Linked DNA regions of Homo sapiens: region 2 is linked to region 1. A link is a loop called in an ENCODE intact Hi-C map of the cell type or tissue named here. Cell type or tissue: endothelial cell of umbilical vein. All regions are shown on one strand.

The links. A loop is a pair of places that touch in the nucleus more often than their neighbours do. Peaks named below come from ENCODE experiments on the same cell type or tissue, not always from the same donor. Only the 100,000 strongest peaks of a DNase experiment are listed, where the experiment ranks them.
Region 2: a loop joins it to region 1, with 2.3 times the contacts of the local background. A loop is called at or near these places in 4 of 110 quality-filtered maps.

The regions. Positions count from the first base shown.
Region 1 is chr2:182,519,603-182,527,602 of GRCh38, reverse strand. It overlaps a transcript of PDE1A not described here. Among named protein-coding and RNA genes, the nearest start is that of PDE1A, 97 kb to the right of the region's middle. In endothelial cell of umbilical vein, no CTCF peak of the experiment used is centred here; a DNase peak (open chromatin) is centred at 4,762; H3K4me3 peaks cover 524 bases; H3K27ac peaks cover 602 bases.
Region 2 is chr2:182,639,335-182,647,334 of GRCh38, reverse strand. LOC124907914 (a long non-coding RNA gene) reads left to right here and starts at 2,453. Exons shown (of 2, transcript XR_007087328.1): 1 at 2,453-3,684. It also overlaps a transcript of PDE1A not described here. In endothelial cell of umbilical vein, no CTCF peak of the experiment used is centred here; a DNase peak (open chromatin) is centred at 4,814.

The sequences.
Region 1 (8,000 bases):
ATTTTGGGCAATTTCTTCAGATTTTTCTTTTCTTTTTTTCTTTTTTTGACATGGGGTCTCTCTGTCACCCATGCTGGAGTGCAGTGGCATGAACAAGGCTCACTGCAGCCTCAACTTCCTGGGCTCAAGTGATCCTCCCACCTCAGCCCCCCAAGTAGCAGGGACTACAGGCACACACTACCATGCCTGGCTTTTTTGTGTATATATATGTGTGTATATATATATGTGTATATATATATATATATATATATATATATATATATATATATATATATTTTTTTTTTTTTTTTTTTTTTTTTATAGAGAAAGGGTTTCACCATATTGTCCAGGCTAATCTTGAACTGCTGAGCTGAAGTGATCTGCCTGCTTTGGCCTCCCAAAGTGCTGGGTTTATGGGCATGACTCATGGCTCCCAGCCTCTTCATATTTTTCTTATTAGCTAATTCTCTTTCTGTTCTTACCTTGTACATTGAATATGTAATTTCAATGGTTCTTTTTTAATTAAAAAAATTCTTTTTACTTCCTTTTCCTGAATGGTCCTTTAAAAAAATAGAATATCTTTTATTGGTCATGTTTTGACCAATAATTTTTTCTATTTATTTAAAATTTAAACATTGTTATAACTTATTAGGTAATTACAATACCTGAAAAAAGAAAAAAAAGTAACTAATGAGAAAAATCAGAAACATAGCAACAGATATTCATAAACAAATGAGGGTGTGGTTCTATTAGTTTTTGTCTAGTGACTCTTACTAGTGATGACTTGATTAACTATGTGTTTTATAATTTTGAATTGTAAGCTCATATTTGACTAGATTTATCTGTAAGAATTTTAAGAGGTGTGTTTCAGGATTCATTCCTCCAAAGAAATTTGCTTTCCTTATTCTAGGTAACCTTGGATGCCACTAACCCAAGATCATTTTAAGTTTTGCTGTTTCTCAGACAAAGCTGGTAGTTTAAGTTTAATCAAACTCATAGATGGCAGTTCCATTGTTAAAATCTATCAAAGAATGCTTTTATTTTGTTTTTCCTCTCCTAGAGACTAAGCTGAGAGAGAACATTTTTTCAGGTATCTCTTGGCCACACTTAACGCTTTCTTGTCCACAAATTGACTACATGGGTAGCCTTTTATGGTTTCTATCTTTCTGGGAGGACCTTGGTTTCAAGTCTTCATACTGTACAGACCCAAACCCTTATTTTCTGTTTCCTATATACTGATTATAATACAAGGCTGTAGATTACTATGTTTGATAAATGTCCTTACAATTCTAATTTTTTTGTCCCTGTTCATTTTGGACTTCATTTTATATAGGTTCAGTTATGCATTCAAAATAATATTTATTGGAATTTTTCCAATATTTGAAAATTATTTTTGGTCTGGAAGTTTTAAGAGTACCTTAGTCTGCGATATTGTTCAGAAATTAAGATATTTTCTAAATTATTTTCTTGTCAGTGAAAACATAATGTACTTTTATTATCAATAAAACAGTATTTTGTTTTTAAATATTCTTGATGAATTTAATCCACTTTTTCTTGAAGCCATATTTTTGATCCCTATGATTTCTTGTTCTCACCTGAATTGATTTCTTCCTAGCCCTTCTTCACAGATGCTAACTTGGGATTTTGTTTATGATTTTCCATTGCTATGTTTCTGATTTTTCTCATTAATTACTTTTTTTTCTTTTTTCAGGTATATTAACTCATGTAATTATTTTTAACGAGTATTTGAATGGTATGCTTTCTGAATTTGGTGTTCTGAATGTGTCATCATTTATCTTTGTCATTGAGTGATGGCTTACTGGCTAAAGAATTAAAATTATTTTCTTTACCATTTGTTACATGGTGCCAATGTATTAGTCATTCTTACATTGCTATAAAGAAATATCTGAGACTGGGTAACTTATAAAGAAAAGAGGTTTAATTGGCTCATGGTTCTGCAGGCTGTAAAGGAAGCATAGCTGCTTCTGGGGAGGCCTCAGGAAACTTTCAATCTTGGCGGAAGGTGAAGGAGAAGCAGGCACATCTTACATGACCACAGCAGGAGGATGGTGCTAAACCACTAGAAATCACCCCCATGATCCAATCACCTCCCACCAGGCCCCACCTCTAGAACTGGGGCTTATATTTTAACATGAGATTTGAGTGGGCACAGATCCAAACTACATCAGCCAATATAACCTTAATACGAAAACCAATAAACCTAGTGACACAAATACTTAGAACAATTTTGCTTATAAATAAGGATGTAGTTTCTAAACAAAAGGAACACCAGCAATGCATAAAAACAATGATTACAAATGATTTGGGAAATAATTGTCACTAAAATCTATTGAATAATTACACTATAATGAAAAGGAAAAAAATCAAGTAATATTATCAATAATAATAAGAACTAATAATTATTAAGCAATTATTATGTGCCAGATAACTGTTTTAATTTCTTTACTTGTATTAACTCATTCAGTGCATGAACACTATGAGGAGATGTTATTATTATGCTCATTTTATACATGAAGAAACAGACAAAAATTGTAACTTGTAAAAAATCACATAATTCTTTCAGTGAAAGAATAAGGATTCAAACCCAGGTAGTCTAGATTTAGAGTATATGTTATATTACATTTTGGCAATAGTAGATACTAAATTCATTCTATACATTTTTGTCACCATTCCTAATAAAATATTAGGTAAACAGGAATGAAGGAACTACTTGTTCTAATAGAGATAATTTACCTGACTGTAGAGTTAAAGCAAAATAAATGGAAACTATGAGAAATGAGGGACATACAAATTGGATCATTTTTTACTGTATTTTTATGACTATTTTCTCAATTTTCCCTTGCAGAACTTATATTGAATTTTTTTGTAAACTAACAAAGAAAAATGATTTGAATTCTCTATGTTAACAGAAGTAACTTTTTGATACTTCCTAAGGATGAAGATTATCTTGGTCAAGGATTTAAATAATAAGCTATTTTATCTAGTTTATTATTCAAAATTTTATTTTATGAAACATTTAATGAAATGATTAAGGATTTTTTTCTAGTAAGTGACCGAATTAGTATACCTTGAGGTCTTAAATATCAATGTGTGATAGAAGTTACATAGTGAAAGCAAAGGGCAAATGAATTGTAGTATTGAAACAAGATTCTTAGACATATACTTAAGTAGAATAGTTCTCATTCTTTATTTACTTTGCAATGTTATTGGTAAGCTGGTCAATGTGAGGTCTTGACATTTCATGTCATATTTAGAAAATCATCTGTATAGCCTCAAGGACTTAGGTATCTTGATTCATAAAATAATAATTATAGAGTACTTGCTATCTATGGAGATTTTTGGCTGCAATATTTCTTTGAAAGCAGAACATAGATGTTTGTTGACTGTTTCATTAAAGAAATATCAGGTAACAGTTTATTACATGAATATAGCTAAGATTACAAATGAAGGCACAGTGAGGGTAAAATTGGTACTTTCAGGGCAAAGATTCACTTATTTCTGACAACTCTGGTAAATGCTTATAGGAATGAAGTTTTAATTTCACAAAGCTGTCTGCTAGCTAAAGACATTACATTCAGATTGAATTCTGGAAATATCTTGTCTGAGAAAGGAAAATGGAAGCCTCACTTGATTTACCCTCTTATAATTTGCAAATCAGAAGCCATTTTCTATAACATTTTGCAAAGGTCCTTTTTACGTACACATTATAACTGACTACTAGATAGCATCAGTGTCATTTGTATAGACATAGTAATTTTACATTGGAAGACTAATTGTTAATAATAGTTCCCATTTTTAAGAATTAGCTTTAAATCTGGAGAATGTCTCTGTTTCTCAGTTTTCTCAACTGTTGAACAGGAGTATTGCCTATCTCACAGGCATCTTGTAAGAATTTAAAAAGGTAATATGTAATAGGTACTGAGAACATTGTCTGAAACATCAGAAATATTCAACAAATATTGGATGTTATTACCAATCTTTGAATGTCTCTACCTTAAAACTCATAGTAACAGGCAAGTTTTCTTGCAAGAAGAAATAAAACTACATCTGGGTTTTCAAACAAACAAGAAGAAATATTGTTTATAAGTATATTTTCTATAGCAGCTTGCAGATAGCAAGAGCTGTTATGGTGCTCATACTTAAGGTCTGTGCTTGTTTCAAAGAAAGCTCGCCATGTGTTAGGAGCTTGGCAGACGACTCAGTTCTGATTCCTTTTATGTCCACTCTCTCTCATTTCTCTTCTAAAATGCACAAGCCGCAAACCATCAGTTTCTCTCTTGTCCCTCTCTCCCTTTCTCCTTCTCTCTCTCATAAACACACACACACAAATCTATTCCCTTTTCCTTCAAAAAACACACACACACACAAGTGCATTTACACTAGTTTCATTTTATTTATTTTTTAATCCCCAAAGGATTCATAGAGCAGGCTGTGTGCAGCTGCCGTATTTTCCACTGGTTAAATTGGCAGTTACCTACTGTGTGGAGTTGCTAGGAGAAGGTGAATAAGCATGCTTACAGCATCAGTTGATGTACATATTCTTGCAATAACAACCTGTGGAGCTGTGTTCTTCTGTATGGCTTTAGATGTTATTTTCTCTTTGTTATCATTAATATTTGTTGCATTTATTGTTAGATGATGATACATTTTTAAGTGTTAGTTTCAGATCAATTTAGAGAAAAAAACCTTGGCATTTAAACAGGCACTTTTTTTTCTCATGGTGGTGCTGCTGATACTGGCTCCTACCATCTGTTTCCTTATTACATCCTGCCCTTGTTCTGTTGGTAGAGAGGAATTCAGCTTCTTCTGGAGCGCGAAAGTCATTCACGTTTCTCTTGTGCATAATAGAGCTCGTAAACTGTAGGAATTCTGATGTGCTTCAGTGCACAGAACAGTAACAGATGAGCTGCTTTTGGGGAGAGCTTGAGTACTCAGTCGGTCAGTAGTACAGTAGCAGGCTCACATGTACGGATTGTTCTTGTGAGGTCAGAGCATCTGTTTATACTGCTGTCTGCTTAGGGGGGTGGTGAGGTGGTGAGCAGTGGATATATGCCTGTCAAAGTCAATAGCAAATCTGTCAGAGTCTTCCCTCAGCTTTGTACATCAGCACTGTTTTGATAGATAAGAGAGGCTACTGTATAAGTGTGTAAGATTTGTAATGGACTGAGGAATGCTTGTTCTAGCTGCTGAAACTGACTGTAACTGTATTGTCTTAGGAGCATCATCATGGGGTCTAGTGCCACAGAGATTGAAGAATTGGAAAACACCACTTTTAAGTATCTTACAGGAGAACAGACTGAAAAAATGTGGCAGCGCCTGAAAGGAATGTGAGTATGCTCTTTGCTTTTTATTTCCCCCCAAAAGATTTGACTATTAACGTGACTAATTGTTGGTGCTATCCGCCTTTGTGGGCTAGTTTCCTTTAGAAAGATTTTCTCTCGAAAAATAAAATGTGCCTACCTCAGCTAACAACTTGTTGAAAGACGAATGATTTTTTGTACTTGCACATGTTATTAAAGTAAGGTAACTTCTGGAGAAGTCACTTTACTGTCATATTACATGGTTTCTTTTACGCATTCTGTATGTGCTGTTTAGATATGTGGTTCAGATATGCAGAAAGGTAACTAAGAAAGCCATTTGCCGGGATACTGCCACAAATAAAATTTCCCTCAGGTAAGCAGAGAGAGAAATAAGACTGATACTTCTTTCTCTGTGATTAGATTTGGAAAAGCAATGAGATGATTAATATGATAATAAATAATTATACTTTATTGTGCTTCTTTTTGCTTAAATGATATTTCTATAAGAAAAAATGTTTACGTGATAAAAATATTAACAGCATATCAAACTTATTGGAGAGTTTTGGCTTTAAATTAACCAGTTCACAGTTCACTTCTCCTGAGAGTACAGAATAGTCCATAGTACATAATAGCCCTTAGTAAAATGGGTCAAGAATTATGCATTATGTCAAACATGGGATGTAATTACCTAAGTCAGACGTTAATTGCAATGCTATTCAGCTTGATATTTACACCCTTACATTTTTTTTAGCTGTGTGTGCTACTAGTTCCTGTTTAGTGTTTCAGCACCACACTGTTTGTATGCTTTATCTTAATTGTCATAATTTAAAAATCAGATTTAACATTTGGATAAAAATGAGAAATATGAATATGAATTTTACAGGCCGTTGTAATTGCTTAGTATATTTGCAGATCTCAAATGAAAATATTAATATATTTGCTTTTCTATAATAACAGCTGAAAGAATCCTACACTATGCAAAATAGAGATTTTCTAAGATTTATATCTCTAATGCTGTATTTACACACTATTTTTAAAAATTCAGTACCTGAGTAAATTTGATGTCCCTGTTTGATATTTTTTTAAAGAAAATTACATCAAACTTTGTTTAGAGGTAAAAATTCCTTCTGCTTTCCTCCATTTGATTGTATTTAATGATGTTTGTGTATTTAAATATTGTTCTTTGTATATTTTCTTACTTCTTGAAGTAATACATGGCTTTACAGTGCATTAGTGTAAGAGCACAATAATGCAAAGAACATATAGCAGAGAATAACTTTCAAAAAGGAAGCCATCTTTACATTATTTGGATGAGCTAGAAATCTGTTTCTAAGATCCATTGAAGATTTAGAAATTACAGCTTTTTGGTGAGGTTGTTCTCTAGCGGAACAAGTAATCCTATCAAAGCAAATAACAGCTCTCAAAATTAATTAGCATAGATGCAAATTAAACATTAGCAGTCAGCAGATGATTTGTGTTTTAGCCTAATGAGTGGATGAACATCAGTACCGGGAAAATTATGTCTCTCATTACAACCTATTTTAGATTTTCTTCTCCTTAGAAGGATGTTTTGCTTATTTTGTTTTGTTTGCATTTTTCTAGTTTCCTGTAGTTACTTGAATGTATGAAGATGTATGCTGGTGGATTTATGCATATGTCTTTAAGAAATTTGAAAAGTGATTTTGTGTTTATTTGATACTTTAGGGCAAAGTTACTGACTCACTGTATCAGTTGGTCTCAGAGATCAATCTGTCATTTTATTTCAGAAAAGGGTGATAGAGTCATCCAACAGTAGATCTTCATGAATTGATAGAAGGATATATGAAAATATGTACATGCAAAATTAATTTTGAGTTGTGTTTATTTAGAGCCACTAAATAATCATTAACCAAGTTTCTTTCTTTCTTTCTTTTAAAAATCATTATCTAACTGACTAAAATGACTGCTTTTTCATTGAATAAAGAAGAAATTGCATTTTGGTACTATCACTTTAACTTGTACTTTGACTTAGTACATTTTCAGTGTTCAAGGCTTAGAATTGTCAAAGCGAGAAACTCTAAATCTAAAATCTGCATGACTAATGACAACCAAATTGTTTAATTATGGTCTTTTGTATAGTTTGCATTCAGAGCAGTGATATGAGGGACTCCCTATTCCATTGCTGATATTGTCTTGTCTATTTAAAATGCAATATTGATTCAAACAGAATTTTAGCTTATCAAAATTGCTGGTACTAGAATTCTACACTTAAGTTTTGGCAATTAAAATCATGCTACTCATTAAACCTATCAAACAATTGTGCAATAGTTTTCTTATTTTTGCTAAAATAGACTAAAGACCTTTAGATATTTGTTTAGAAAGTGATTTTTAAAATCTTGTACTTTATAAATATATTGACTTATTTTGGCATAATATACTGTTTTTAATTGAGCTTCCAGTATGTAAATTTTAAGGTTAAATAAAAATAGAGACAAAGGTGAAAGTAAAATAATGTTTATTCAATTATGCCTTAAATGTAGAAATCATGAACCATTACAGGTAGATATTTAGAGAAAATATCTTATAGGGATTGTTATATGACATAACATTTTAGAGAGTCTTTTGAGTCCATAGAAATAATTTTTAAATTTTGGAACACGTGGAAAACATTGGTAACTAAATTAAAATATCAATGCTGTCTACCATTTTTGTTTTCTTTTA
Region 2 (8,000 bases), 120 kb before region 1:
GATCTTGAAAACTGCTGATCCATCCATTCAGTAATCTATCTTGTCAAGATCCCTCATCTGTGCAAGCATCACCCTAATAGAGCATATGGAAAGGTACAGGGACACAGGTGAGTGCACGCAGTGATGTCCCCTGAGAGAAGAGACTTCCTGGGGTGAAGTCATTTTGGAGGTTTTGTTGTGCTGAGGGGCTGGTCCTCAGCTGGACAGCCTTAAAAATCCTAATTCGGTCAGTTCCACAGGTGGGTTCAACATTGTTAAAAACAAAGAAACAAACTCCCAACAAATTCTTAAAACTAATGCAAAAAGTCATCGTGCCAATCTCTTACTTTACCATTATCTGTGTGATAAGAACTGGAATCCAATTATCAGCATGGCCACATCTGCTTTGTCTCCACGCAGGCCTAGATGGAAACCAGTTTATTACCAGAGAGCCTGATGGCTAAATTTACTGCTTTTTCTTGACACCATCTGTGTAGGCACTGCCAATGTTTTCAAAAGAGTCTCCTATGATTTTTTAGCTGATCTTTCATTCTGCTTAATACATAATTTCTTCAGCAATATTACTACCTTTAATTGGGTTATACTTATGTTTCACTGACTTGGGAATTATTCTTTTTGGGTGACTTTGCTTAATTCTTTTTTTTTTTTTCCTAGATGGAGTCTAGCTCTGTCACCTAGGCTGGAGTGCAGTGGCGCGATCTCGGCTCACTGCAACCTCCGCCTCCCGGGTTCAAGCGATTCTCCTGCCTCAGCCTCCGAATAGCTGGGATTACAGGCGCCTGCCACCATGCCCAGATAATTTTTGTATTTTTAGAGACATGATTTCACTGTGTTGGCCAGGCTGGTCTCGAACTCCTGACCTTGTGATCTGCCCGCCGTGGCCTCCCAAAGTACTGGGATTACAGGTGTGAGCCACCGCGTATGGCTTTTTTTTTTTTTTTTTGAACCTTCACCTCCTGGGTTCAAACGATTCTCCTGCCACAGCCTCCCGAGTAGCTGGGACTACAGGTACGCACCACTATGCCCATTTTTTTTTTTAATGTATTTTTAGTAAAGACAGGGTTTCACCACGTTGGCCAGTCTGGTCTCAAACTCCTGGCCTCAGGTGATCTACCTGCCTCGGCCTCTGAAAGTGCTGGGATTACAGGCATGCCCTGCCCATTTTCCTTAATTCTTAATGTAATTAGCCATGACCAATCCAACCTATATTCTTATCCATCTAACTCTGTAAAAGAGTGGCTGAAGGTTGTTTTCTTTCTTTTTCTTTTTTTTACTATACCCTTTTAAAAATTTATCTTTTATATCCCCATGTAGCCTATTGGAAGTTATTTTCAACCAAAATATGACATTTCCTTCCCCAAATGGGGAGGATACGAATCACTCATTCAGCATATTTAGAAAAAGAGAAAATATATTTTAGGCAAATTCTTTACTTTGGATGACATTTAACATGAATAATAATTTACCTTGTTGAGGAGGGAGGTAATATTTAAAACATGGATTTTTCTTAACTATGGAACAAGAAGCTGGCATAACCTTCACCGTTTTACCTTTTCAAATTAACAGTTATGTTGTACCTGGATTTAGTATATTTTGTTCTGTAGTGGCCATATATTAATTTTTTTTCTTTTCATTAGAAATTGTAGACTTAATCTGCAAAAATTTTTGTTTTTCGTTTACTTTAGAAATCTTGAACTTTTGTTTTTTTGAGCATAATGATTTTGATAAACATTTCATTATTATCTGAATATCTGACAAGCTCTCCATTAACATTCCAAATAGTACAATAGCTGACTTCAATTTGACAAAAAAAGATAAGTGTTCTCTGGCCTCCAGTGTTATTGATGTGTTTTGAATAAGAAATGCCAACCACGCTTGAATGGCTTAGTAAAGATGAAGAAAATGTGAAAAAAGATAGATTGCCAGTGATGATTTTATAATAAGTGACAATTTTATTAGAAAGAATGCCCTCACAGAAATATTTCATCAGGTAAAACGGAATATTTATATTAAAACAAATATCCATAACAGAAAGTAGCCACAAAAATACAGAAGAGGCGGTGGCTCACGCCTGTAATCCCAGCACTTTGGGAGGCCGAGGCGGGCAGATCACGAGGTCAGGAGATAGAGATCATCCTGGCTAACATGGTGAAACCCCATCTCTACTAAAAAATACAAAAAATTAGCTGGGTGTGGTGGCGGGCACCTGTAGTCCCAGCTACTCGGGAGGCTGAGGCAGGAGAATGGCGTAAACCCAGGAGGCTGAGCTTGCGGTGAGTGGAGATTGTGCCACTGCACTCCAGCCTGGGCAACAGAGCGAGACTCAGTCTCAAAAAAAAAAAAAAAAAATACAGAAGACATGGGCATGCTTGAGGAAGCAGAAATAATTAATTTCATTTTAAATTACTATACTTTTCAAAATTGAAATAATTTAATGCTATTATCTATTTTTCAAATATATGTGTTTATATTATGGTTTTTTTTCCAGACTCTACTTATGTTCCAACATCTTGGTGGGTTTCACTGATCCTGTTTAGGTCTTAAATAGAACTGGGAAAGAAGAAGGAACCATGTGCTAGTCATTCTGCCTCTTATGCTACCTCCCTTGTCACAGTTTTTCATCACCACAGTCCTCTGAACAGGTTGTATCCTTCCCACTCATAGATGTGAAAATCAGGCTCAGCGAGATGACGTCCTTGCCAAAGGTCACAGTATTAGTAACTTTGGCAAAATTGGTGTCAGAAGCTCAATCTTCTAGTTTAGTAACTCATTCCACACCATGGATTGTACTTCTTAAACTATATAACAACATGCACTTGGAGAGTTATAATTCTTACCTTCTAATGTAGAATTTTTGCTAGGATCCTTTTACTGTATTAGAAGAGCATTACAGTTTATTTCAAACCTGATGAATGTTTGAACTTAACTATTTTTGATCCATTAACTCTAGAAACCACCATCCCAAACTCCATGGTTTGGATCTAATAACAACTTTGGGTTTCATACATGGCTTTACATACACAGACACACACAGACACACACACACACACACACACACACACACACACACAGAGTCTTAAGACTCTGACCTGGAGACATCGGAAGTAAAAGCCCAGATTTAAGTCATTTTTGGTGGTTGGTAAATCCTCAGGTGTAGAAGCTCATTACAAGGCTCTGTGTGTGTGTGTGTGTGTGTGTGTGTGTGTAATCATTGATTAGAGAGAAGGTATCTCTGACTTAACAAATTAAATATGACAATTAGGCTATGAAGAGCATCAACTCACTTGAGGCAAACTGTAGTGTTCTGGGAATTAAAAAAAGGGAAAACTTACAAGAGATTAATCATCAGCATTTATGTATCATCCATCATAAGCTAAACAAAGAATTTTGGTTGTATAAATCAATGGGACTTGGCTGAATTCCTGGCCTAATTAATAAGCCATCCACATAAGCAGCTTAAATATATTGCAAATAAATTACAATATATTATTTTCTCATATTTTTCTAGATGTGCCAAAGCAAATGTCCTTCATATCAATTCTTTCATTTAAAGATCTGACACTGAGTTTCTCTCTCTTTTTGTTATTGTAGTGTCCCCCTGAACAGTAGCCATTGTTTCTGGACCTCCATTTTTAAACCTTTTCTTTCTCTTCCTGAAGATAAAGAGCAATGCTAATAGTTCTGGTGAGAGAGCTTTCTCTTTCATGACTCCTCTTGTCTACTTCTACATGCCTTCACTTCCTTCTTAGAACTATAACTCAAAAAATGCCTCACTCGAAAAATAATACCATTTGTTGTAGAGCAAACATATTGGGAAGAAAGTTATGCAATGTATAACGGTTGGGCAGGAAGCTGAGATGAGAATGCAAGATGAGAAAAGACAAGGTAAGACTGAGGGCAGTACCCAAGACCAGGCATAAGATGAGCCAGACCCAGAGAGAACCTGGAAGCTGGATATAGGGAGAAAAACATGAGACCTAGGCGGCAGACCTGGCTCCCTGCTTACCTGTGCCGTACCAGGCAATTAATTAACCTCTCAGCACTAATTTTTAATCTGTATAAAATGAGAACTATACTCTGCCTCAAAGGAGGTTTACAAGTATTTGAATGTGCTTGGTAACTTGTGACTGGCTAATACGGAGCTGGAGGAGCAGAAGCAAGCAGCCAGGAATTGAGCAGGACTCAGGATCCTGACGACCAGGACCCAGCAGTAGTTGTCTTTGGGCCTGAAGCAAAGGTTAAGGCTGCCTCACCTGGAGGGCTGCACTAGACAGGGAATATTCTTTAAGAGGAGGATGTGGCTGAGATAAATGATGGGCATCAGGTCTCCTTGTAACCTCTGATTTTCCATGCTTGGGCACATGCCTGTCCCTGACACTCAGTTTAAGGGTGTCAACTTGTGTTTGTTCCTGCCTCCAGAAGGAAGGCATTTCTGGAGCCAATTAAAGGGAGTAAATGGTTGTCACTGGGAAATCTAAAGTGTCACTGGAAGACGCAATTTTCAGGATTTAAGCCAGACAATGTTCCCTAAAATAACTTAGGGTTCTAAAATGAGATGATGGAAGGCTTCAAAGACAACTTTACAGAACTTCTAAAGTTAATTCTACTAGGTTAGATATCTTAGCATCAGAGGTAAGTGAAAAAGAAAATGTATAGATAAACTTCAGCATCTCTTCCCCAATTCCTTTTAAGAGATGGGAGCCATCTCTTCCCCAATTTCATAACAACCGGTGTGGCCTGGCTGCATATTTATGTTTCCTAATCCTCCATAGCACACCCTCCAGGCCTGACCAATCAGAGCGCTGCATCCCGCTGACCTCAGTGATTGCTATGGGGATGAGCATGTAACTCACAGTGGGCAAATTCAGAGTCCTCAGGTTTATGACATCTCTAATCCACATGGTCTTAGGGATACCTGCAGCCATTTCAAATCCTGTCTGATCTGAGGCAAAGCAGTGGAAAGCAGAGCCAAAGTCAAGGAGGAAAGAGAACAGAGTTCTGATGATGTTGTTTAAATTCCTGGATTTAACAGGAGATTTATCTTTTATGATCTTCTCACTTACATTTTTCTGTCACTTGATGCTGAAAATGTTCTGGCTTATACAGTTTCCAAAGCGTTGAGCCCCAAATATTTCTTATTATATTACATAAATTATAATTTAGTGAAGCAAAAGTAAAAGAAATATTTTAGACTACAAATAATTTGCAGGATTCCATATCATGTGTAGCCCCTGCTGAAGTGTTTGCTTTAGAAATAATAGTTAAGTTTGTCCTATGAAACCTTTCCGTGAAAACTTTTCTCATAGGTCTTTGTCTTTATGATTAAATGCAATTGGTTAGGAAAGAAAGTTTCTAGTGACTTTAAATAATAGGCCTCAGATGATCTTAGGAGGTACGTCATAGTAAATTAGAAAAGTGTGCAGATAGCTTTTCTTGGATGCACCTTTCGACAATTGAAGATTGCTTAAATGTCAACTGTGAAGACATGTATTGTTTCATGTACCTGGGAGAGCAGCTATACTGACATGCTCAAATTTCCAAATGATTATCCTGCCTAAGAATAGTAACAATAAATATGTTACAAAAACAATAAATAAATTGCTTGTAACCTCAGAAAAACTTTGTAGAGGTCTTTAGTCATTATTCGGGTTGTAAAATTAACTTATTATGTGAAGATGTGAAAGAAGACTAACGTTCTCAGAACATGAAACCATAGTAACTTGTTAATTATAAATTCATTGTCTTCTTTTTCATCATAATGATTCATTTTATAAATGAGATGAATAAAAGTCCAAAAAACTCATTTGGATTAGTGGTTTGCTCTTAGTTAAAAAATTTCAATTTATAACTGCTTTCTTGGGAAAAATGTTGAAATACCCAAAGTTTTGGACAAATATCTAATGATCACTCTTTGTATTAGTTATGAAATATGGGGAATAGCTTAACTATGACAACAGGTAAAAAATTGGCCTAGTTTTTAATGATTGAAAATATTTTTTACATTATTTTATTTGATTTTCTGGTTAGGTAATCCTAAACTAAAATAGAATGGTGAAAAATCTGTCTCATCCTTTTCCCCCATATGCCTAGTACTTTCCCTACATTCTTCTTCCCACTTCTCCTCTTACATAGGCAACCATCTTTTTAGTTTTTTAATGTAAACTCTATCCTTTCAGAGTTTCTTTATGCATCTATAAAAATGTGTACCTAGAATCTTAATGTTCTTTCATTTTTCACATGTTTGAAAACTTACTACATGGTTTGTTCTCTTGCTTTGTATTCCTTGTATATCTTCTTCTTCTTCTTTTTTTTTTTGAGATGGAGTCTCACTCTGTTGCCCAGGCTGGAGTGCAGTAGTGTGATCTCGGCTCACTGCAACCTCCACCTACCAGGTTCAAGCAATTCTCCTGCCTCAGCCTCCCAGGTGGCTGGGATTACAGCTGTGTGCCACCATGTCTGGCTAATTTTGGTAGTTTTAGTAGAAACGAGGTTTTACTATGTTGACCAGTCTGGTCTTGAACTCCTGACCTCAAGTGATCTGCCTGCCTTGGCCTCCCAAAGTGCTGGGATTACAGGCATGAGCCACTGCACCCGGCCTGCATATTTTCTGATAATTCAGAATTCTTTTTTTCCTTCTAGTGGTTGCTTTCATGAATATAATTGTGTATTATACCCTTTGTCTTACAGTATCGATCCTACTAAGAGAAATGATAAAATTAGCATTTTATCTTCTTCCATGCACCCTCCTTCTTCCACCATTTGATATTAGAAAATAAAATCATTTTAGTATTTACTCTTATATTCTTAAATATACGTATGTTTCTATTAATTGATTTGTCAGCTTCAAATATTTTTATTCCCAGCTGACAGGTAGGACAATCAGAATATTTATTTACTTTCTACCTCTTTCCTTAATGCCCTTCCTGTTTTGATGGGTTGTATCATTTCAATAACTTCAGAGCATGTAATATTTACATTCTGATTGTTCACTGTTATCCCCACTTTTATTCAGTGTCAGTTCTAAGAGAAATATATTTCAGTCCTCATTTATGGTCTCTTTGCTGCAGTTTTCCTGACTTCGCTTGCGTAAAGTTTGTATTTTAATATTTTCCTCAAGAAGGCTTGTGGAACCAACATTCCTGAGTTCTTGTATACACAACCTTCACACTTGAATAACAGCTTGGCAAGATATAAAATTCTTAGCCCATGCTTTGGTTTTTGTGAACCCTGTAGGTATTGCTTTACTGTCCTCTAGTATTATAAGACATTGAGGAGTTATATGAATACAGCCTGAATTATTTTCCCCAAGAAATTATTTAAAGTTCTTGCTAGACTTCACCATTTTTTTTAACATCCTTTAAACAGGAATAGACCATATTGTTGAGCATTCTAATTTATTTTTTTCTGAATAATGTGTCCTTTTATTATAATATATAGATTATCTATGCATATATATAATAAATATATATTTATATAAATTATATGTTTCAGAGCTGTTTTATGATTGATATCTTTATATATTTGTTCTATTCCATTGTATTTGTTTTATTCTCTCAGGATTCCAGTTACATGTATGATGGATCTCTTTTGCTTATCTTCTGTATCTAATATTTTCTCATTCTTTTAAATTTTGTTTTCATTTCATGTTGCTTACTCTTCTTTTTGGCCTAAATATGTCAATATCTCTTACTGTATTTTTCACAGGATTTCTCTCTTTTTCGATTTTATTTTCATTTAGATGATAGTTTTTAATTATTTTTTATTTTCCTAAGAGAATTTTACTCTGTCATGCAGGCCGGAGTGCAGTGGCATGATCTTGGCTCACTGCAACCTCTGCCTCTTGGGTTCAAGTGATTCTCCTGCCTCGACCTCCTGAGCAGCTGTGATTACAGGTGTGTGCCACCCTGCCCAGCTAATTTTTGTATTTTTGTAAGAGACGGGTTTTCGCCACATTGGCCAGGCTGGTCTCGAACTCCTGGCTTCAAGAGATCTGCCTCACT